2 separate regions of the Homo sapiens genome follow, and region 1 is linked to region 2. Evidence: chromatin loops called from intact Hi-C (ENCODE). Cell type or tissue: ascending aorta. All regions are shown on one strand. Links, peaks and the distances in the headings refer to the core of each region. The heading gives the core; the rest is flanking DNA. Region 1 overlaps NCAPH (non-SMC condensin I complex subunit H). Region 2 overlaps LOC105373496 (a long non-coding RNA gene).

Evidence for each region. A loop is a pair of places that touch in the nucleus more often than their neighbours do. Peaks named below come from ENCODE experiments on the same cell type or tissue, not always from the same donor. Only the 100,000 strongest peaks of a DNase experiment are listed, where the experiment ranks them.
Region 1: a loop joins it to region 2, with 2.0 times the contacts of the local background. A loop is called at or near these places in 2 of 110 quality-filtered maps.

What each region holds. Positions count from the first base shown.
Region 1 is chr2:96,351,723-96,354,525 of GRCh38, forward strand. It overlaps NCAPH (non-SMC condensin I complex subunit H), which reads left to right. Exons shown (of 18, transcript NM_015341.5): 7 at 109-298; 8 at 1,584-1,675; 9 at 2,461-2,666. Among named protein-coding and RNA genes, the nearest start is that of NCAPH, 17 kb to the left of the region's middle. In ascending aorta, for the core only: no CTCF peak of the experiment used is centred there; DNase peaks (open chromatin) are centred at 1,699, 1,939 and 2,587; H3K4me3 peaks cover 813 bases; H3K27ac peaks cover 1,748 bases.
Region 2 is chr2:96,526,585-96,529,387 of GRCh38, forward strand. LOC105373496 (a long non-coding RNA gene) reads right to left here. Exons shown (of 3, transcript NR_135564.1): 3 at 1,356-1,599. Among named protein-coding and RNA genes, the nearest start is that of ARID5A, 8.8 kb to the right of the region's middle. RefSeq lists silencers at 616-955, 1,106-1,205 and an enhancer at 2,066-2,215. In ascending aorta, for the core only: a CTCF peak has its summit at 1,168 (motif pointing right); DNase peaks (open chromatin) are centred at 1,197, 1,547, 1,937, 2,227 and 1 weaker place; H3K4me3 peaks cover 2,000 bases; H3K27ac peaks cover 2,500 bases.

The sequences.
Region 1 (2,803 bases), core at 248-2,747, 170 kb before region 2:
TCAGTCCAGTGTATATACCTGCTAATGAGTGGGGCCAAATGCATGAGAATTTATCTTTCCCTTGGCTACATGCCGTAAATCTTCAGTTTCTTCTCTCTCTGTGTTCAGATTGATCCCATGTTTCAGAAGACAGCAGCCTCATTTGATGAGTGCAGCACAGCAGGGGTGTTTCTGTCCACTCTCCACTGCCAGGACTACAGAAGTGAACTGCTGTTTCCCTCTGATGTCCAGACTCTCTCCACGGGAGAACCTCTCGAGTTGCCAGAGTTAGGTTGTGTAGAAATGACAGATTTAAAAGGTAAGTACAAGTGATGCCTTTCACCAGAGCATTTCAGTCATTGGGGAATTTTTTTACATAACCATGGGGTACAATAAGCCCATCATGCTCTTATGTTGCTTAAATTACCCAGAAGTTTCCTCTGGAATGCCAAATTGTGTATCCTTTTGGGAGTGCCTTGCAACCCACTAACTTTTGTCTTCTCTGCGGCGTGGAGTCTAAAACGGTAAACCATCGCCTCTTGGTCTTGATGTGCCCGGTACCTTAGGTGCCCACTGTTTGCAGTCAGCTCTCCAAGTCACATTTGGGAGACCTGGGTTCCTCCTGGAGTGTCAGTTTGTTCTTGGGAAGGGGACTTAGAGAGACCTTTGCCTAGCCAGAGAGGCTTTGTTTTTATTTGCTCCCCATCCAGGGGGCCCTGAGGAGAAGAGAGCGTTGTGAATTGTTTTGAGACTCCTCTGCAGCAGTCTAAGAACTGATCTCTCCTATTATCAGTCCCCTATACTGGCTTGACAGAGATTTTAGCATCCCTCCCATATACGCCTCCACGCCTGAGTTGGGGGTTCTCCTTGGGATGTTGTAATGAGGTGCCAGCAGGTAGGGAGGCCAGGTGCGTGCAGTGCAGTAGCTACACTTGGGGTCCCAGAAGAGCTGCCCCCTCCTGCACATTTCCAATGCAGTGTTCGTACTCTCGCTGATCTTCATCTCAAGTGCGGTCATTTTTATGTGTTGAATGAAATTAATACTTCCCCTCCAGGCTGGGCAGTTGTTAGCTCCCATTCTTGTCATTTCTATTCTTGCCTCAATTTTGTTTAGTATAGTTTTTGTGCTAACGATCTATTTTCCAAGTTTGTGCTCTCATTTGGGGCTCTAATCCCCTGAAGTAAGTCTTCTCTAGTTTGGGACTAAAAATAAGTTAAAGTACCATTACATGATTGCCTATGTACTTGGTGTATTTTTAAGACGAAGCGTTTGATTTCCCAGCTATAGCATAGGTCACAGAATTCATTTCAGAATCGAATGTCTGTGCTTTAGGTTTCTCCTCTAGTATTTTACTAATTTGTGCGATGACAGTGCATAGCCTCACTCCAGCGTGGGTGTGGCCGACGCATCTGCTCGCTCCCAGAAGAGGCAGGGACACAGACTGGCAGCTAGCCAGCCACTGATGATACTTGAGCCTTTGCTGGAGGACAGTGAGGTAACTGTGCCTCTCATCTCTCGTCCCACTCAGTATCATTCTGAAGGGAGTAAGGAATGCACTTGACCCCCTTCTAATCTCTCTTTGTGATCTTGCTATCCTCTCCAGCGCCCTTGCAGCAGTGTGCAGAAGATCGCCAGATCTGCCCTTCCCTGGCCGGGTTCCAGTTTACACAGTGGGACAGTGAAACACATAATGAGGTGTGGTCAAGTTTTAGTGGCTCATGGTTTCAGTTAGTTGGCTCAAGAGTGGTCCTGCCCAATGGGAACCAAAACTGTGGCATCATCTTTATTTAGCCAGGAGTACAGAAAATATTTCCTTTGGCACTTCTGTAGGGACAAAAACCCTGAGGGAGGAGGGTAGGGTTGTGAACCCCAGCAGGACTATTCTAGAGGTAAGTGAGTTCCAGGATCAGCTTTATGTCCTCTCTTCTGCTATCCTAGGGTAAGGCGGCCCTGGCATTAATCAGTGAACATTTATAATTAGATTTACTCTTGAATGTGGTTATCCCAGTGGCCTCGAATCTCTTAGGCTGCCGTCAAGCTTGAGGAATTTCCTGCTCTTTGGGGTTGAATCCCTTGGCACAGAGTTTCCTGAGAAATTGTCATGTGTAGAGCTTTCCTCTGTGTATTTTTAGCATGGCCCCCTTTAGCCTACTTACTACAATTTCCAAAATAAATGATCTCCATGGAAAACTGTTTTCTGCAAACATGTAGTTAATGGGTACAGAATCCTGTTTCATGTTTTACAAAATGTGCCTGACAACAATGCAGCTTCCTCCTGTGCTGCACAATATAAACTTCCCCCTCACTGTACTATCGTGAGAGTCTTGGCCCAGGCAGGCAGGGGATGGGAAAGGGAAGGGTGGCTCAGGGGAAGGAGGAGGCTGGAAACTGAAATTTAAGGGTGAGAAGGCTGTCCCTCCAGTGGTGATTTGGGGTGGTTATAGGAATGAGAATTACAGAACCCTCTTTTGTCCCTCCAGTCTGTGTCGGCCCTGGTAGACAAGTTTAAGAAGAATGACCAGGTATTTGACATCAATGCTGAAGTTGACGAGAGTGACTGTGGAGACTTCCCCGATGGGTCCCTGGGGGATGACTTTGATGCCAACGATGAACCTGACCACACCGCAGTTGGGGATCATGAAGAGTTCAGGAGCTGGAAGGAGCCCTGCCAGGTTCAGAGCTGCCAGTAAGGCTCTCAGAGTCCGAAAGTGTTTCTATAGGAGTTTTCCATTGGTTCTTTTTTCTTTTTCTTTTTTTTCTAATTAAAAAATTTTTCTTTCTTTTTTTTTCCCCCCCCAAAAATAGAGACGGGCATCTCACTGC
Region 2 (2,803 bases), core at 149-2,648:
CAGACTGGACACAGGGGTTGCGGGGGGAGCGGAGGGGAGCCCCTGGGCCCACCCCACCCACTCCACCCTGGCAATTCAGCTTGAAACAAATGATTAGCCTCTCTGTATAGATCCATGTTTCTCTCCTGGGCATGTCGGTTCGGTAAAACCCCGTTCATTTGGGCCTCACTGTGACCTCTAGGACGCTGGCCAAAGGGCAAGCGCCGCCAGGCCAAGGGGCCTGGGAGTGAAATCGTGGGTGAGGATAGGTGACAGGGGTGTTGAATCGGCCCGAGCGGTTCTTTCTTTTCGAGTTAATTTCGCATTGGTCTCTAGGATGCAAGCTTGTCCAACGCGTGGCCCAAGGGCGGCATGTGACTGAGGAAGGTTTTGAATGCGGCCCAAATTCATAAAGCTTTCTTAGAACACTGAGGTATTTTCGCGATTTTTTCTTTTAGCTCACCGGCTGTCGGTAGTGTTAGTGTATTTTACGTATGGTCCAAGACAATTCTTCAACTTCAAAAGACGGAACGCCCCTGCAATGGGACGCCAGACACCTCTAAGAGTGGGTGTAGGCCTCCAAAAGTGTCCACATGATACTTCCAGAAAAACTTCACATGCGGAGGTGTGCAGGAATGTGCGTGCTGCTAGAAAAGAGGCCTAAGGGGTCTGCCCAACGTCCTGAGAACCCGAGAGAGCAGGGCCCGCTGGGACAGGCAGGGGAAGGCCTCGGGAGGGACACGACGGTCCGGCAGCAGAGCCTGCGGGGCTGGAGGAGGCGCCCTCCTCTCAGCTGCTCTTCCTGCCCCTTTCGGTGGCGAAGATGGATGGGGCCCGGGGCTTTCGGCGGGGCCCGAGGGGCCGGCGAGGCTGCGGCCCTGGAGCCCCCTGCCTGGCAGCCATTTGGGCCCCAGGGAAATATCGGCGCTTTGGCTAACCGAATTATTCTTTCGGTTTGAGCCAGCTCCCCTTTTTGAGTCAGATCCGGCGGCAGGGCCAGAAAAGCGCTTTCTGAAACCCCAGCGCGGTCCTCGGTGGGGGTGGAATGGGGTGGGGTGGGGGGCGCGGCCGCGCCGCTGGGCGCCCTCCCCGCCCTCCCCCCTCCCCACCCCCAGTCCTCCCTCCGCTGCCCGCCCCCCAAGCCCGGTGTCGCCCCCTCCGCCCCCTGCCGCATCCCCGGAGCCAGTGCCCACAGGGGCCAGGCAGCCCGCAGGGGTCGCTCACGGCTGGTGTAGGGGCTTGGTCCACCACGCTAGTACTTCGGGCACCAAAATAGAAAAAGAATAACGCTTGGAAAGAATCTGATGTTTCCGAAGGAGCATCGAAAATCGCCGTTACGGGAAAAGTAAAACTCTTGAGGGACTTCCTTACACTAATTTAACTGTCCCGGGTTGTTTTTATTTCTAATTGTGCTGGGGGGATGGGCATCATGATCTGTTTTCAGGGCTTAATGCCCCCTCCACGGTCCCTGGGGGACCTCTGGCCTTGGTGCCTCTCCAGGACATCCTGATGTCTCCGAGGTCCCATTTCAACTCCCTGGGGTCCCGGGCTGCCCAGCTGTTATTTTGCAGAATTTCTCTCCCACAGTGTCACCAGTAGTTCTGCTTATCGCTCCTGCCACTGAGTCACAAGGGGAGGAGGGGATTTCTGAGCTGTTTCAACACTTACCCAGAATATTAGGGGTTTCATGCAGCCCTTGTTTATTTAAAAAAAAAAAGAAAAGAAAGAAAGAAAAGAAAGCCCCAAAGCCAACAAAATATGACACACACGTACAGAAGGAGGGAAGGCAAGGGGGTGGGGGCCTTGCAGAACCAAATGGCCTATCTGCTGAGCTGGGGCTGGAGCTGGAAGTCAGGTTTCCTGTCCCCACTCCCCCAGCCTGGGCCCACCCCGTGCCTTCTGTTTCACCCAGGGCTGTGGAAACCAGCTAATGTTTATGGAGCACTTCCTCCCGCCAGCGGGCACAGTTCTAAGCCCTTTATAAGAAATAGCTCATCCAATGCCCGTAACTGCACCCGGAGGCGTGAGGGCTGTTATTGTGCCTGCCAGCCGGTTTCATAGATAGGAGACAGCACGGAGAGTTCAACTGCACTGGGGTACTTGGGTTTCCTGTGGAGAAAAATTTGCCCATCGCTTTGGCACAGAATCTGTGCCAAGACAGATTCTCAGCCAAGGCAGGCCTCAGAGTCCCCAGAGTCCAGCTACAGGATGCCCAGAACCTCCCTCCAGCTGAGACAAGCTGGCCAGGGGCTTGGGACCTCTGAGCTCCTTGGGGAGCTGAGGGGGCGCTGTCCTGGAGTCCAAGACCTGGGCTGTGTTCACTACCCCTGGCCAGGATTCAGCAGCAACACAGATAACCAGGAAAGGGGCTGTGGCCTGAGCAGCCAGCCTGCAGCCATAGGGAGGGTGTGACTCCAGCGAAACTCCAGCAAGAAGGGCCGCATGTGAGGTCAAGTCCCCAGCATCTAGAATGTGCTGCCCTTGACAACTAGGAAGCGCTAACCCCTGGGGAAGAAAGGGCAGATGTTGCCTGGTGATGGAGGGAGATGTGGGATAGGGGTGGAGGTGGGTGCATGGCCTCTTCCTCCTCCCTCTCCTCCGTGCCCTTCATTCTCCTTCTGTGGATCTTCATTGAGCACCTACTGTGCACCTGCCCTCAGTGGCCTCTCACTTCCTCCTCTTCCTTCCCAATTCCTTTACCAACTGTGAGATCTTTTGAAGCGACTGTGAGACCTTGGATAAGTCCCTTCCCACTTAGACCCTCAGTTTCCTCTTCTGGAGGAGCAGTGGCCGGGGTTCTGCGGCCCTTTCAGCAGCGTAGTGT